Regions from separate parts of the Homo sapiens genome. Here regions 1, 2, 4 and 5 are each linked to region 3. A link is a contact called in ENCODE Hi-C or POLR2A ChIA-PET data. All regions are on one chromosome and are shown on one strand. The core of a region is the stretch at or near the end of the contact, and the rest is flanking DNA. Distances in the headings are between cores, read along the strand shown.

The links. A loop is a pair of places that touch in the nucleus more often than their neighbours do. ChIA-PET counts read pairs that join two places held with the same protein, here RNA polymerase II (POLR2A). Pooled maps may share reads with other maps.
Region 1: a loop to region 3 is called in a pooled map, with 16 times the contacts of the local background. The contact joins the promoter of ACTR3 here to the promoter of NIFK in region 3. A Hi-C loop is called at or near these places in 7 of 50 pooled maps.
Region 2: a loop to region 3 is called in a pooled map, with 17 times the contacts of the local background. The contact joins the promoter of SAP130 here to the promoter of NIFK in region 3. A Hi-C loop is called at or near these places in 1 of 37 single-sample maps with no recorded cell type and 9 of 50 pooled maps. POLR2A ChIA-PET finds 5 or more read pairs at or near these places in 1 of 52 experiments (endothelial cell of umbilical vein).
Region 4: a pooled map shows a loop between it and region 3 (7-fold over the local background). The contact joins the promoter of LINC02572 here to the promoter of NIFK in region 3. A Hi-C loop is called at or near these places in 2 of 50 pooled maps.
Region 5: a loop to region 3 is called in a pooled map, with 6 times the contacts of the local background. The contact joins the promoter of AMMECR1L here to the promoter of NIFK in region 3. A Hi-C loop is called at or near these places in 5 of 50 pooled maps.

Annotation. Positions count from the first base shown.
Region 1 is chr2:113,888,680-113,891,379 of GRCh38, forward strand. It overlaps ACTR3 (actin related protein 3), which reads left to right and starts at 1,410. Exons shown (of 12, transcript NM_005721.5): 1 at 1,410-1,644. The coding sequence starts at 1,601. ACTR3-AS1 (ACTR3 antisense RNA 1) reads right to left here and starts at 2,313. Exons shown (of 5, transcript NR_110174.1): 1 at 2,214-2,313. It overlaps LOC124906071 (a long non-coding RNA gene), which reads right to left and starts at 1,088. Exons shown (of 3, transcript XR_007087205.1): 1 at 1-1,088. RefSeq lists enhancers at 781-1,090, 1,211-1,300, 1,333-1,988, 2,071-2,120, 2,171-2,350 and silencers at 1,381-1,440, 1,681-1,940.
Region 2 is chr2:128,026,641-128,029,340 of GRCh38, forward strand. SAP130 (Sin3A associated protein 130) reads right to left here and starts at 1,419. Exons shown (of 21, transcript NM_001330301.2): 1 at 1,300-1,419. RefSeq lists silencers at 397-686, 747-1,086, 1,187-1,706, 1,957-2,106.
Region 3 is chr2:121,735,500-121,738,276 of GRCh38, forward strand. It overlaps NIFK (nucleolar protein interacting with the FHA domain of MKI67), which reads right to left and starts at 1,376. Exons shown (of 7, transcript NM_032390.5): 1 at 1,247-1,376; 2 at 114-251. The coding sequence starts at 1,351. RefSeq lists an enhancer at 1,263-1,312 and a silencer at 1,413-1,862.
Region 4 is chr2:129,876,103-129,878,802 of GRCh38, forward strand. LINC02572 (long intergenic non-protein coding RNA 2572) reads right to left here and starts at 1,389. Exons shown (of 6, transcript NR_149127.1): 1 at 1,346-1,389. It overlaps LOC105373616 (a long non-coding RNA gene), which reads left to right and starts at 1,777. Exons shown (of 3, transcript XR_923328.3): 1 at 1,777-2,564. RefSeq lists enhancers at 1,334-1,628, 1,649-2,205, 2,206-2,700.
Region 5 is chr2:127,884,584-127,887,374 of GRCh38, forward strand. It overlaps AMMECR1L (AMMECR1 like), which reads right to left and starts at 1,373. Exons shown (of 8, transcript NM_001199140.2): 1 at 1,227-1,373. LOC107985944 (a long non-coding RNA gene) reads left to right here and starts at 2,535. Exons shown (of 2, transcript XR_001739707.2): 1 at 2,535-2,791. It also overlaps the pseudogene LOC107985803. RefSeq lists enhancers at 1,244-1,839, 1,624-1,703, 1,714-1,973 and silencers at 1,264-1,313, 1,324-1,493, 2,204-2,253.

The DNA.
Region 1 (2,700 bases), core at 160-2,659, 7.8 Mb before region 3:
GACCCCGTCATAATAGAGTAGGTAAGCAATGCTTACCTGTCAAATGAATGAATGAAACACCCGATTCATCCCCCAAGCCAGCTTAATACATTAGATGATCTTATGGACTGAATAAGACATCCCTCCTTTTAAAGAATATTTTTGTTTTAGCTTCACATCAGCAAACCCCGAACGGTTCATCCTAAGATAAGCCTGGTAGAGAGGAAAGATACTAACCTTCTAGGGTCCTAAAGTGGAACTAGGAACTTATTAGATATGCACATTCTCAGGCATTATTTCCGATAGCCCAGTCAGAGAATTCTGGGGGTATGGCCCAGCAATCTGTTTTAACAAACCTTTCAGGTAATTCTGATACACACTAAAGTTTGAAAGGTTTCTTTAAGGCTTTCCAGTTTTCTTTTCTTTTTTGGAGGGATGGGGGGGGGTCTCCCCATGTTGCCCAGGCTGGTCTCGAACTCCTAGCCTCAAGCTATCCTATCCTCCCACCTCGGCCTTCCAAAGCATTGAAATTACAGGCATGACCCACTGCGGCTCGCCTCCGTTTCTAACTTAAAAAAATTTTCTTTGGAGGGGAGCCTTAATCCTTTCTATTATCCTGCTAGTAGAATCTTACTACTCCTGAGGGTAATCTTTGTCATAATCCAAAAGCCTTGAATAAAGGCCTATTTGTATAGTTATGCAGAATATATTCCTGGGAGGTTTGCCTTCCTAGGAGCACAGGTCGGCCCTGGGAGGTGGGGGTTGGGGGGCAGGGCTGCATTCTAAAGTCCTGTAACAACGCACAAGTACAACTGAATAGAACTCGGAACAAAGGCATCAGGGCCACGGTGCAAGTCTTTGTTCATCCGTTCCCCGACTGCTCACCCTGTCTGATACCGCTCTTTTCCACCCAGAAAAGCAGCCACTCAAGTTTTAAGAATGGATGTATGCCGCGGACGTTTTCGATTAGGCCGTTTTCTCTCAGGCACTGGAGGATATTCGTGGCTGCAGGAGGCGCTTCCACCCTTTCCTCAACCTAGCAAAGAAGTAACTGAAACTAACCCAAGGGTTACAACCGAAAAGCCCCTTCCAGCTTCAGAAGCAGAACTGGAAGCTCGGATAGACTTCTCCGCCTCTACACTCCTGGAAAACCCGCAGTGGATTTCACCAACTTCAGGATCGGAGCCCAGGCAGGCGAACGTACCTTATTGCGCATGCTCGCTAGCCCCTCCCGCTCGGAGCGGAAGGGGGAGCGCTGGGGGCCTGGGCCTGGCCTGGCCGGGGCGTCGGCACCGGCGGCCATCTTGGCTTCCCGGGGAAAGGCGGCGTGAGGGGAAGAAGTTGTAGGGTGGGGGCAGGAGTGAGGAGGAGGGAAGAGAGAGGGGGAGGAGGCCGCGGCGGGGCAGGGCGGGGACTGCCTGCCTGCCTGGGTTGCGGAAGTGATAGCCGCCGACCGAGCCTGCTGCTTTCTTGCTACTGCTTCGGCTTCCCGGCTACCCCCCGGACGGTGAAGGCGGCCCAGCTGTGGATGGTCAGATAGCCCTTGTCTCCCGCCGCCAATCTCTGGCCCCTAGCAGCACGGAGCAGACGGCGGCAGCAGCAGCAGCAGGCGAGGAGGAAGATGGCGGGACGGCTGCCGGCCTGTGTGGTGGACTGTGGCACGGGGTAAGGGGGCTTACGGGCGGGGGTGGGGAAACTGAGGCGGAGGAAGGAAGATGGCGGGGGAGGGAGGAGGCCGGGAAATGAATGGTGCGGCGAGGTGCCGCCGCCGGCTGTCAGTCCTAGACCCGCCGGCCAGCGAGGGGTGGGGCCCGCAGCCAGGGCCTCGCGGGTCCCCTCGTTTCTCCCTCCTGGGACTGGGGCGGGGGCGCGGGCCCGAGATTCAACCCCCAACCCTCCCAGCGGCTTTCTCCGCGCGACCCCTCCCGGCCCTTCCCCCACTACGGTGGGCAGCGCCGCCCAAAGGGCGCTGGGGACGGTCGTCTTGGGGGTGGTCCCCGGGCCCGACCCATCCGGCTTTCCTTTCCCTCCGCGCCCGTTTTTGCCAGTCGGTTTGGGGACCCAGGGGCCGAGCTCGGGGACTGGCCTGGCAGGGGAGCTAGAAAAGAGAAGCGCTCCTGGTAGGTTTGACAAGATCGCTGTGACAACATTCTGCCCAGGGTGTGGGTGGGGAAAGGGAAGAATCGGACTCTGAAAATGGGAACCTACAGTGGGGCTTTCATTTGACCACCCACCTTCTCCTTTCGACTCCTGGTCATTTCCATCTCCCTCTGCGTTTTAACCGGTGAACCAAGTCACATTTTAATTCGAGGGAGAAAGATGTCATGTGTTACTTCTGTAGCCTCAAAAAAGTCCCCCAGTGAGCAAGCGCGCTGCAACTTCCTTAGTTTTGTCAAAGCCGCTTCCTGCTTTCAGTCTTTTATACCCTTATAAGGTAGTTTTTAGTTTCCAACCTGAGCACATCTTACTAGAACTTTTAAGCAGGTTTTAAAGAGACTGAATTACCGGTGCTTGGTGTCCATTTATATGACTTAAAAAAATGTACTTATGTTTCATGGAGTGGGGGAAAGGAAGCACCCTGGAAAATAAACTAATTTAAGTTGTATTCGTTCATTCTGTGATGGTATCTTGAAGGAAGCAGGAAGGTATAGAGGTATATAGGAGGGTGTTTAAGTTGCAAATAGTTACTCGTAGATATGTAGGGTAGTTTGCGAAAATGTA
Region 2 (2,700 bases), core at 169-2,668, 6.3 Mb after region 3:
AATGGCATGTCTCTTTGAAACACTCAAATCTCACACCAAGGTGAACAGAACTGTGATTAGTATGTCATAGGAACATTCGGAGGAAGATATCCAGCCCTAAGAAAAGATCCGATATCTTACATCCAGACCCGATGCAAAAGGAATTCTCCAATGCTTTTCGGCAAAGGCCTCCATTTACGGATTTCCTTTTCCTTCTCTTCCACAGATCCCCTCACAGAGCCAGAGGACCCTACACCTTCTCCATCTTCCCTAAAATCGCCCCCCACTTTTCCCTCAGGAGCCAAGCGATCTCCCGATTCGCCCGCAACCCCACCCCACCGCGAAGCCCCCGCTGAGACCGGAGGACGCCGGTTTCCAGACACCTCGGAGTGTGAGACCCCCGTCTCCGGGGTGGGGGTGCGGACGGGCGATCTGGGGACCCGACCACAAGACGAGCACTGTGCCTCTTTACCTGTAGCCGCCGCCCGCCGCCCGCACCGCCCGCTTCTATCTCGCCGGCCTGGGGGTGCCGCGGAGGGCCCATCTCGGCGGCGGCGATGTGCTCGGCGGGCGCGGGGAGGGATCGCGGCGGCGGCGCCCGGGGCCCGCTGCTGTCCAGCCCCGCTGGCCCCACTCACCCCCGCCACCCGGCCGCCGCTGTGCTCGCAGTCCTCTTCCCCCGAACCTGCCCCTGCCTCCCCCGCCCGCCCATTGGCCCCACGCCCGACGCGTCAGTGGAGGCCCAGGACCAATCCACAGCGACCTGCACGTTCAGAGCCCGCCCCACCCTCCCGCCGACTGCCAGCCAATCAGGCGCGAGCCTGGCCGGGGCAGCCCAAACCCCTCGAGGCTGAGCCAATGGCAGAGGAAGACAGGCGCCCCCGGCGAAGGGGGCGGGGAGCGGGGAGGCCCCGCCTCAGCCAGGGTCTGAAAGCGGCGGGCGCAGGGCCCGGATGTGGAGAGTCACTTTAAACTGCTCCAGGAGCCAAACTCCCTGGGCCGGCCGCCCGCCCGCCCGCCCGCCCGCGCTCCCCCGGCCGCTCTGCTTCCCCGCCAAGGCCCACGTCCGCCACGCCCCCACGCCCGGGTCAGCCCACCCCTCCCGGTGCCTCTCCCTTCCTCGCCACAGGACACCCAGCCCCTGTCGCCGGCCCAACCGCCGTGACCAGCTCGCGAAAGAGCCGCGGTCCGAGCCGCAGGAGACGAGGATCCTCTGCCCTTCCCCGGGGACGCGCAACGGGACGGACGCTGCAGCCCGGCTCAGCCGCCCCGCCCCCTCGTCTCCTCCCCTTCCCTCCCGGGCGCCCGTCCCGCCATTACCTGGGTGCTGCGCCCAGTGGCCGCCGCGCCGCCTTGAGCTCGCTCCCGCGCGCTCTCCGTCTGTGGGGCCGACGTCCCCAGGCTCCGGACCCGCAGCCACCGCCGGGGAGCTAGCACTCTGCCCCCCACCCCTCACTCCAGCGCCGCTGCTTCCGCCGCCGTAACGAGCCTCCCGTCTATTGGCTGGCGCAGGCCCCGCCCCCTGCCGAGTCAGCCAGTCGCCGGTGGTCGTGAGCGGGAGAGCGGACGGGCCCGCCCCTCTGAGCCGCGGCGTCCTGTGGGAAATGTAGTCGCCGGAGTCAGGAGGGCGGGCCGCGAAGGAGGTGGAGAGCGCCGGGGCGGGGCCGCAGGCGACCCGGCCAGGGCAACACACCCCTTTGCTGTCTGAAGTCGGTTCTGCCTTTTCTCTTGGCTAAGTGAGAAGACAGTGGATCCCACCCTATGCCTTAACCTGAGGGCACTGGGTTTCATTTTCCCCGCGGGGAGGCGCGGCGCGGGAAAGGGTAATGGAGGCCAACTGCGGCGGCCAAGGGATCCGCGGGCCGGGCCAGTGTCGTGACGGTGCCCGCCTCCCTATGCCGCGAGTGGGACTCGGTGTCCCCACCGGGAACCGCGGTCGGCACAGCCTACGCGCGGCGGGAGCCGCCAGGCGCAGCGCGGGCGCGGCTCTGTGAAAGCAGGCCGGCAGGGCGCAGGGCTCTGGGCGGCCGGGGCGCACCTGCGCGCGCTTTCCGGATTATAAAGGAGCTGAAGGGGGCAGTTTTATTTTGTCATTTTGCTTGGGGTTCAGGGTTGGAGTTTATGCACCTGTAGAAGACTTAGCCATATCTTTTGAGGCCACATTTGTGTCTGATAAGAGATTAAGTCTCCCTCTTCCCTTACCAGATGGTAATTTAGGCCTGGAGTTTTGTGATTAGTTAGGAAATAAATGGGGCTCAAACCCCCCTCTTCCTATCATGCACAGCTGTGTAAGACAACTGCTTGGTTAGAAGAGAGTAGCTCCTGGCTATAGCCCAGGGATGAGTCTCAGATACTCCTCCTCTTCAAGCCACTTTCCTTTTCCACCTTCATGCCTTCATTCTCAAACTTCTAAAGAGTGACTCCTGTGATAGACTTCAGCCTCCTCTCTGCCTAGGCAGTCCTTATCCCTTTTGGAGTTGCCACTCTTCTCAGACTGCTCCCCAAAAGTTGCCAACACCTACTCAACTTCAAACCCATCGGTCCTCACTTAGATCTCATCTTGTTTAGCTTACTGACCAGTAGTAATTCCTCCTCATGTCTTCCCTTGGCCTCTAGAACCAGGCTGTCTCCTGCTTCTACTCCTATGTCAAGCTCCATTATACCTCCTCTTTCTCATAAATACAGCATTCTTCAGGGCTCCAACACGCTAATGCTATACTG
Region 3 (2,777 bases), core at 126-2,625:
CTTTTTGGAATGAAATCTGATAAGCAATAATGTATGCGTGAACGTGCTCTTTAATGTCAAGGATAATACACATTTGAAAAACAAAACATTAAATCCAACTGCAAAAATCTTACCCTTTTACTTCTGGACAGCCTGAACCGTGTCACAGTGCCAAACTGGGAGAAATATGAAAAGATCTGGGTTTCGTCAAGTAGGTTAGGTAGGTGGCGCACATAGACTACTCCAGGAGTAAGTTGTTCTTGTTTTTTTCGCTAAAGACGTAAAGACCAGGTAAATTAAATATATAAATAAGAAAATCACATTGTAACAAAACCCCTAGCCCTCGGCCCAAGAACCTATTCTGCATTTCCACTTACCACAGTAGTAATTAAAGAACTGGCTGTTTAGTGTTTCTCTCCCCACAAAGGCCATGGTCAAGCAGTAGTCAACTATCTTTCCAGCCTGGCATCCCAGCACCCAGTATAATATTAGAGCTCAATAACTATGTCAATCAACGGATAAGCAAGGACATCTTTGAACAAGCCATTTTAGATCTTCTGCCCAGAGAACTCTACATAAACGTAGGCTTCAATTTGGTATGCATATTACTGTTTACTCGCACTTCATCGAAAAATTTTCGATACGCTTGTTAACTCTCACGGTACAGATTAGCCTTTCAACGTCTCAGTCATCATAGCCTTACCTCTGTAACAGGAACTTCTAAGTTTTCCTGTGTATTTTATGCTAAAAACCACAGAAAGTATAAGCGATGTCAGGGGCCCTAGTCAGCAAGTGGAACCTGGCAAATACTCTATTTTAATAACTCCCAGATCACCAACCCGGCATACAAACTTCCCGAATGTGTTAAGTCTGGGGCTCCCATTTTTGGGGGAAACGCGGAAGCGTGACAGCTCTAACCCGGAGATAACCTGTGGTATAGGAGCCTATTCCCTCCAGCTGGTTCTTTCTACTGCTTCTGTCACCCCAATACTTCCCCGTTACCCTCCACATGAAGGCTCCAGGGCCTCAGCGGCCAAACCCCTCCATCATTTACCGAACAGCGTAAACCCTTTCGTCTCGGAAACCGTGGCCTGCAAGCTTAAGAGGTCGGTCCCTGATTCGGTCGAATCCACTTGGGAGACCCTGGAGGTAATGAAGGCGAGCACGAAGGCAAGGGGCGCCCGGGCCGGAAACCGTGCAACCCCAGATACCCTCTAGACCCGGTCCATCGCCCCCGCTCGCAGCCTGGGCCAGGGTGCCTGCTCACCTGGGTTATGCGCTTGCGAACCTGCGCCACCTCCTTTTGAAACTCGACATCTTCCTGCGGATTAAGCGACAGGATTGGCCCAGCCGGGCCAGAAAAAGTCGCCATGCCAAAAGCCGCCGACGCTAACCACGCGGCGCTCCCGGAAACGTCGGGCTCCCAGCTCCCCCGAGGCGGAAGTAGAGGCAGGACAGGGGCGGGGCGAAGCGCTAAGGCGAGGCGAGGCGTGGCGAGGGGCGGGGAGGGCCATGAGTCGGGCGCGGGGTTGGAGCAGGAGTTGCCCGGAGAAGCGGGGGCGGGGCACGGGGTGTGGCGAGGCGCGGGGCGGGGCATAAATTGCGCCAGGGGCGAGGGCGGGGCACGAGGTCGTGCCGAGAGACTGGGAGAGGCGTGAGTCGCGCGGAGGCGCGACATGGGGCGTGACGAGGAGCGGAGGGCGGGGCGTGAGTAGCGCCGAGGCGCGGAGGCGGGGCGCAGGGGCGTGCCGAGGCGCGGCAGCGGGGTCTGGGGCTGGGGCTGGGCCGTGGGGAGCTCCCGCACCCTCGGCTGTCGGGGCGCCGGCTGGCTTCGCTTAAGAGTGCCTGAAACAATTACGTTCACGCCTACTTTCAAAAAAGGTCTAAAATAAATTCCAAAACAGTACCTGTGTCCTTGAGATGCTGCTCTCATTCCTCAATTTGCTTATTATTATTATTATTTTTTTTTGAGACAGAGTTTCGCTTTGGTTGCCCAGGCTGGAGTGCAATGGCGCAATCTCGGCTCACTGCAACTTCCAACTTCCGCCTCCCGGGTTCAAGCGATTCTCCTGCCTCAGTCTTCCGAGTAGCTGATTACAGGCGCCCGCCACCACTCCCAGCTTAATTTGTACGTTACCACTCCCAGCTTAATTTGTATGTTTAGTAGAAACGGGGTTTCACCATGTTGGCCAGGCTGGTCTCGAACTCCTGACCTCAGGTGATCCACCCGCCTCAGCCTCCCAAAGTACTGGGATAACAGGCGTGAGCCACCGCGCCCGGCCCTAATTTGGTTATTCTTTCACTCACTTGTGTGTGAGCTCTCCTGTGTGGCCCCGTCCGTCCGCGGCCCTTGGAGAACTTACAGCCTGAGGGCAGCATGGCTGCTTTAAGAGACCAAAGAGGCTTGTGGGGGAGAGGCACACTGGGTGGCGCCGGAGGGTCCCCCTTAGGAGGTGGCGTTAGCACCGAGGCCTGAAGGCTAAAGAGCGGGGTGTGGAGAACCGAGCGCCTGCCGTCCGCTGGACCGGACAGGCCTGCACAGTGTTCCTAGGTCTAGAAAGAAGGACGCGGCAGTGGGGTTGGAGCCCAGCACAGGAGGGAAGAGCTGCGAGGCGGCAGGCTGGAGCCCCATGACTGTGTGTCAAAGTATGAAACTGGGGTTTTGTAAATGCGAGGGGATGGGCGGGTTTAAAGCGAGGCTGTGGCTGTTTGCATCTTTCTTTTCTTTTTTTTTTTTTGAGACGGAGTCTCGTTCTGTCGTCCAGGCTGGAGTGCAGTGGCGCGATTTTGGCTCACTC
Region 4 (2,700 bases), core at 139-2,638, 8.1 Mb after region 3:
TCTTTCTAGTTCTCTAATTACAGGTTCAATTCCCCGTATTTGAGCTAGGGAGAGGATATAGCTTTACACATGACCATAATTTTTCTTTGGTGTAAGCTACGACAGTAGGGTCAATCAAATGATAGACTTAATGAGTCAATGTGTTTAAGAAAGACTTCAGCAAACAAGGCCTCTTGTCTGACCGAAGATGGCTACACATCCTCCAATTTGCCCAGTGGAAAGGCTCACTCAAGGTGTCCCATCCTTGTCACCAAACTTGTGGGGGCAGAAAGGAAACCAACACCCAAAGGAACATGCCAATTCAAAAAATAGAGAATGATTAGATAATTCTATTATTTAGAAAAAACCTGAATGCATTCAGGTAGTCAGCAAGTGTCTACACAGCTATGGTAGATTTTTAGCTCTATTGTTATGGAATTAAAGCTACAGTTACTATCCCTCATTCCGTTTTTAGTAAACAGCCAGAAGCTATTCAATTTGCATCAGTAGTTACGTTGAGTTTACCCTGATGGCCTGATTTTTATAATTCTTTATCAGGCTTACCCTGATGTTCTGCTATTATCATTCGTTACCACTACCTCCTGTAACCGCCCAAAAGTGTCCCCACACACACGAGGGCATGTTCAGTTTCCCACACTCCACCTCAACAACTGGCACCAGAATCGGCCCAGTTGCTCAAGCCAAAATCTCAGGAGTCATCCTGGTTTTCTCTCTTGCCACCCTGTGGCCCCACATCCAATCCATCAGCAAAAAACAGCTGGGAGCTGGAAAGGCAAGACTCTCTTCCTGTGAGTCCTTCACACCGCCTGCACCTGTCTAAGCCACCATTCCACTCCCTTTCCCACCTACAGCCTGGTGATATCTCCCTTCTCCTCTGCCTTCCCTCTTTGCAGCTCAATCTTTCTTTCCCTAGGTTATCAATTGTATAATAAAGATTATAAAATCACTCTATCCCAATAAATATAGCTTCTATCAGTCTTAATGACTGAAGCACCGCAGAATTCTCGGTTTGGAAGGGGGTTTTGCTGCTTAAAAAGTTTCAAAATCACTGCCAGAGGGAACCAGCAGCCCTTTTGTTGATAGCAGAGCCAGCTCCTCTCGCACGTGAATAAACAACCATAAATGAGACACGGCACATTTGAGCAGTCTTTTAAAATCATTTAAGCTTTAAAAATTATTTAAGACACGTTTGTTTTAAAAAAGCAATTCAAATCAAGCATTTGCAACATACCTACGATACCTCTATGGAGACTTAGCATCTACAAGACCCAGTTTGACAACTGCCAGCGCCAGGGAATAAGTGAAGTTTCTCAGCCCAAGTCACACAAGGCCCTAGCCAACCCACCTCTGCCTGCTCCCTGGGGCTCTCCTCTACCCCAGCCCTCTCTCCCTAAAGCCAGCGAGAGGCTCCGCGATTGTCCCCCCCAAATCCTTTCCCCCTTTTCGGGAATAGCAAGCGAGTCCAAGAGATGAGGTCACGTGATGCCGTCCGACCAATCTGGTGTGAGCAGAGGCCCCCATTCTTCCGGGGAGAGGGGCGGGGGCGGGGCCGGGCCGGGAGCGGAAGGAGCAGGGGTGGACAGAACAGCCTGGGGAGGGGGCGGGGACAGGGCGAAGCAGGGAGGGGAGGGGGCGGGAACAGGGCCAGGTGGGGCGGGCGCGCGTGTGGGGGGGCGGGCGCGCGTGTCGGGGGCGGGCGCGCGTGTGGGGGGGCGGGCGCGCGTGTCGGGGGGCGGGCGCGGGGGCGGGCACAGCAGGCGCAGGGTCTTTCCCACATGCTGGGCTGCAGAGTGAGGAAAACCCATCCCGGAGGAAGCTGGCGGTTAGGCTGGCTGAAGGCATTCTGCATGATGAACACAACAGTTCTCAAAAAAGTAATGATGTCATACCAGAGCAGCAGGAGGGGGTGGTCTGTGACCATGTATGCTTGATAAATTCTGGATTTAAGCAAAGTAGGCCGGCTTCTTTGTCAATAGACGTATTGGGTTATTCCCGGGGGGGCTGCAGCCGGAGCACCTCCCACTCCTTCGCAGGGGTTATTTCTGAAGACCCCCTCTTGGAGGAGCTCTGCTAGGGCCCTGCGTGCACCTGCTGCCCTGGCATCCTGGCCAGCAGCTCCGCCAGGCTCTAGTGTGTATGGCCTGGGCTACCTCCCGGTACTGTCGCCGCAGGCCTTGGGACCCGTTCCCGCCGCGAGGCTCCCGAGGTAGCCCCGGCCTCCGGTTCTTCTCAGATAGCCCCGTCGTCCAGCCCCAGAAGCGGGCACTAATGCCTTCCCTGAACGCTGAAAGTTGTTGAATGGATATGGACAATGATTAGAATCATGTAGAAAACATTAAGTGATGGTCAGTATGTTCTGTTTGGGAAATACTGAAATGTGCAACACAAGCTAGAAATAACAACATGCAGAACAGCACAACTTTGTAAGACCCGCGCTGAAGGAGGCAGCATTTGTGTGAGAGCGCCCGGCGCTGCCCAGAAGAGCTGGAACGCCCAAGGAAGGCCGCTGCTCAGCGCAGGACCCCTGGGCTCCCGGAAACGGGATAGCGTTGCTTATCTTTAAGGTAGGCTTGGGAAATACCTTGTTTCTCCGTAGTTTTGTGGGTGTATATACAGATACTCCTTGACTTACCATGGGGGTTACATCCCAGTAAACCCATCGTAAGTTGAAAATACCATAGTCAAAGATGCATTTAATAC
Region 5 (2,791 bases), core at 123-2,622, 6.1 Mb after region 3:
GAGCATGAGACGCACATTAAAACTTCCCCACCACAGATGCAGAGCAAAAGTTGCTCTCAGGCCAGAAGAGACCATTTAAAAGCTCTCCGCCGGTTTCAGAACACAAATAAATTTCCCAATCCTCTGCAAAGACAGAACTGAAGAATTACTGGACAGCACGCCAGAGGCAGGGACCTGAGGGCAGGCCATCTTGCTATGCCGGGAGGAGACGGTCACTGTTGCTAAGGGTCATCCATCCTTAGTCTCGAAGAAATCTCTTCCTGATCTCTTCACCAACTCTCCCCACTACTAGAGAATTGAGCTACTCCCAAAGATGTAAGTAAACAGGAGACTGTTTACATCTCCTGTGGGTGGGAGAGGCCCCACCCACTCTATCCTAGGAGAGGGCAGTGAAAGAGGATAAGGCCCAGAGGGATAAGGGTGAGGGAGCATGGCAAGGAGAGGAGTTCAGATCAGGACAGGGAATGTAGGAGGGCAAGGAGTGAAGGGCACAACCCACAGCCTGGGAAAGAGAGGCATGAAACCCAGCGTGTCAGGTGGACGGATCATGGAATGGGGGGCCAGCGGAGGTTAAGGAAGGAGGGCCCAAGAGTAGGGGTGCGAAAAAGAGAAGAGGAGGAGGAGAAAGTGCGCGTGTGAAGAGTGTTAAGAAAACGACAGGACAGAGCGGGGAGGGGAAAAGCGGGCCGAGGGACAGGGTGAAAGGTGAGAAACGAGGGTATGAGGAAAGAGGGTCCGGGGCGCTGGGGAGTTGGGGAGACGATGGAGCGACGGGTAGAGCAGCTTGGGCCGAGCCGCGGGGGTGGAATCCAGACGCCGGGCGGGGGAGGGGGCGGCGGGGCGGCGGGACGGTGGGTGGGGGCCACCAGGCGGCGCCGGAGACCACCAAACTTTACAGCGAGCGAGCCTGCTTCCTGGAGGGAGTGCAGACAAGGACCAGGAGCGGGAGCCGAGCCTCGCGGCCCGGGGCACGGCGCCGCCCGCCCCTCCCCGGCAGTGCCTCCCGACCCCCTGCCCTCCGCTGGGACATGGCCTGAGGCCCCGCCCGCCGCCCGGGACTCCTCCCCCCCGCTGCCCCCGGACCCTCGCCCCAGGACCGCGGGGTCTCTTCCCGGCCCCGCCGCCCGCCCCGGCGAGAACAGGCCCGGCGGGCAAGGCGGCGGCGGACCGAGGGAGGCCTGGCCCGGCAGCGGGGAGAAGGGTGCGGCGCAGCCCGAGTTTCCCACCTTTTCTCCTGGCCCAGACGCGGCTGGGGCGGACGGGACCTCTCGCGCTCTGCCTCCTCCTCTTGCTTCATGGAGCCATGCGCCTGGGTGGGGGCTCCCGAGAGAAGCTGGCCTGCGGGCGGGCCGGACGCGCTGCGCGGACGGGGCGGGGCGAAGGAGGCCGGCGGGCGGAGGAGGAAGCGGCGGGGCGGCGGCGGCGGCGGCGGCCGGGAAGAACTAGAGGTATTCCCCGGGCGGCTGGAGGACTGAGTCGAGCCGGGACCCGAGTCCTCCGGTATCCCAGCAGCCACCGGAGGCAGTGAGGTAATGGAGGAAGAATGTAGGGAGTCCTCCAGTGGACCACACTCCTTCTAGCGAGCCGCGGAAACCATAGAGATCAGGGCTCAGCCGGAGGGCCGGCCCACTGCTGTCACGTGGCCTCCATCCGTGCGCTTTATTGGCTGGTGCTGGCTTTACGGGGTTGAATTTTGGACGCTGCCTGCCATTCGTGGGACCGAGTTTCAGGCAGCTGGAATAAAGAGAGACATCGGGGGAAAGCCGCGAGAAGGCCAGCGTCCCTGGCTGGGAGCAGAGCTAGCCGAGTAGGGCGCCCGGCTGTCAAAACTGGCCGGCGCAGTGCACGCTGGGCCGCCCCGGAGCGGTCGCAGAGCCCGTCGGGAGTCGTAGTCCGGGACGGGCCCGCAGCATTGTCCGCGACGCAGCTCGGGATCCGCGTCGGGTTGTCGGCCGGGTTGCTGCCAGGCACCGTCGAGCGTTAGCCACCCAGCATTGAGCTGCCAGCGGCTGTTCTCCCTAAGCACCCTCGCTCACGTCGCCTCGCCTCGCCTCGCCTGACCGGCCGCAGCCTTGGATACCAGCCTTAAATCGAGCCGACTACGGCCCAGCCCCGCCCGCGGCGAAGTGCGCGGGGTTCGGTGCCAGCCGCTCGCCCCTGGCCGGGCCAGCCTCTTGATGCACCGGGGACGGGCGCGCCCATCCGACTCTTCGAGGGGCGGCAGGGCCCCATCTGTGTCTTTCGCTCTCGAGCCCCCAGCTAGAGTTGGCTTCAGCGGAATACCTACTGTGCAGGATTATTCAACAAGCCGATTGATCACATTCTTCAGCTCTAGCAGTGCAAAGGCTTCACTGAAAAAGAACATTACAAATTTTTTTTGAAAGAAATTTGGGGGTAAATTTAATTTTAAATACTGATTTTTGATAACATTTGATCTTATGACAGCATTTGTATTTTTAATTACAGATAGGATTACACTAAAAGTCATTTCTGACCTGCTCCCTTACCCTTATGGCTAAAATAAACTGCTAGGCCCTGAAGCAAAGGCGAGCCATGTTCTAGAGCAATGTCTTTCTTGTATTAAAATACGGCCCCATGCTCACATATAGGCTGTTTTGTGTTTTGCTTTTCTGTTGATGCACAAAGGAATCCTTGATATGTTTGTCCTCAAAGACCAAAGACAAGTATCTAGTAAAAAATGCAAATCATATCTAACAGTGAAGCTTTCCAGCAAAAACCTTCTGCTCTAGAATGCATAATTATGCGAGCATAAGATCTACTACTCTAGACT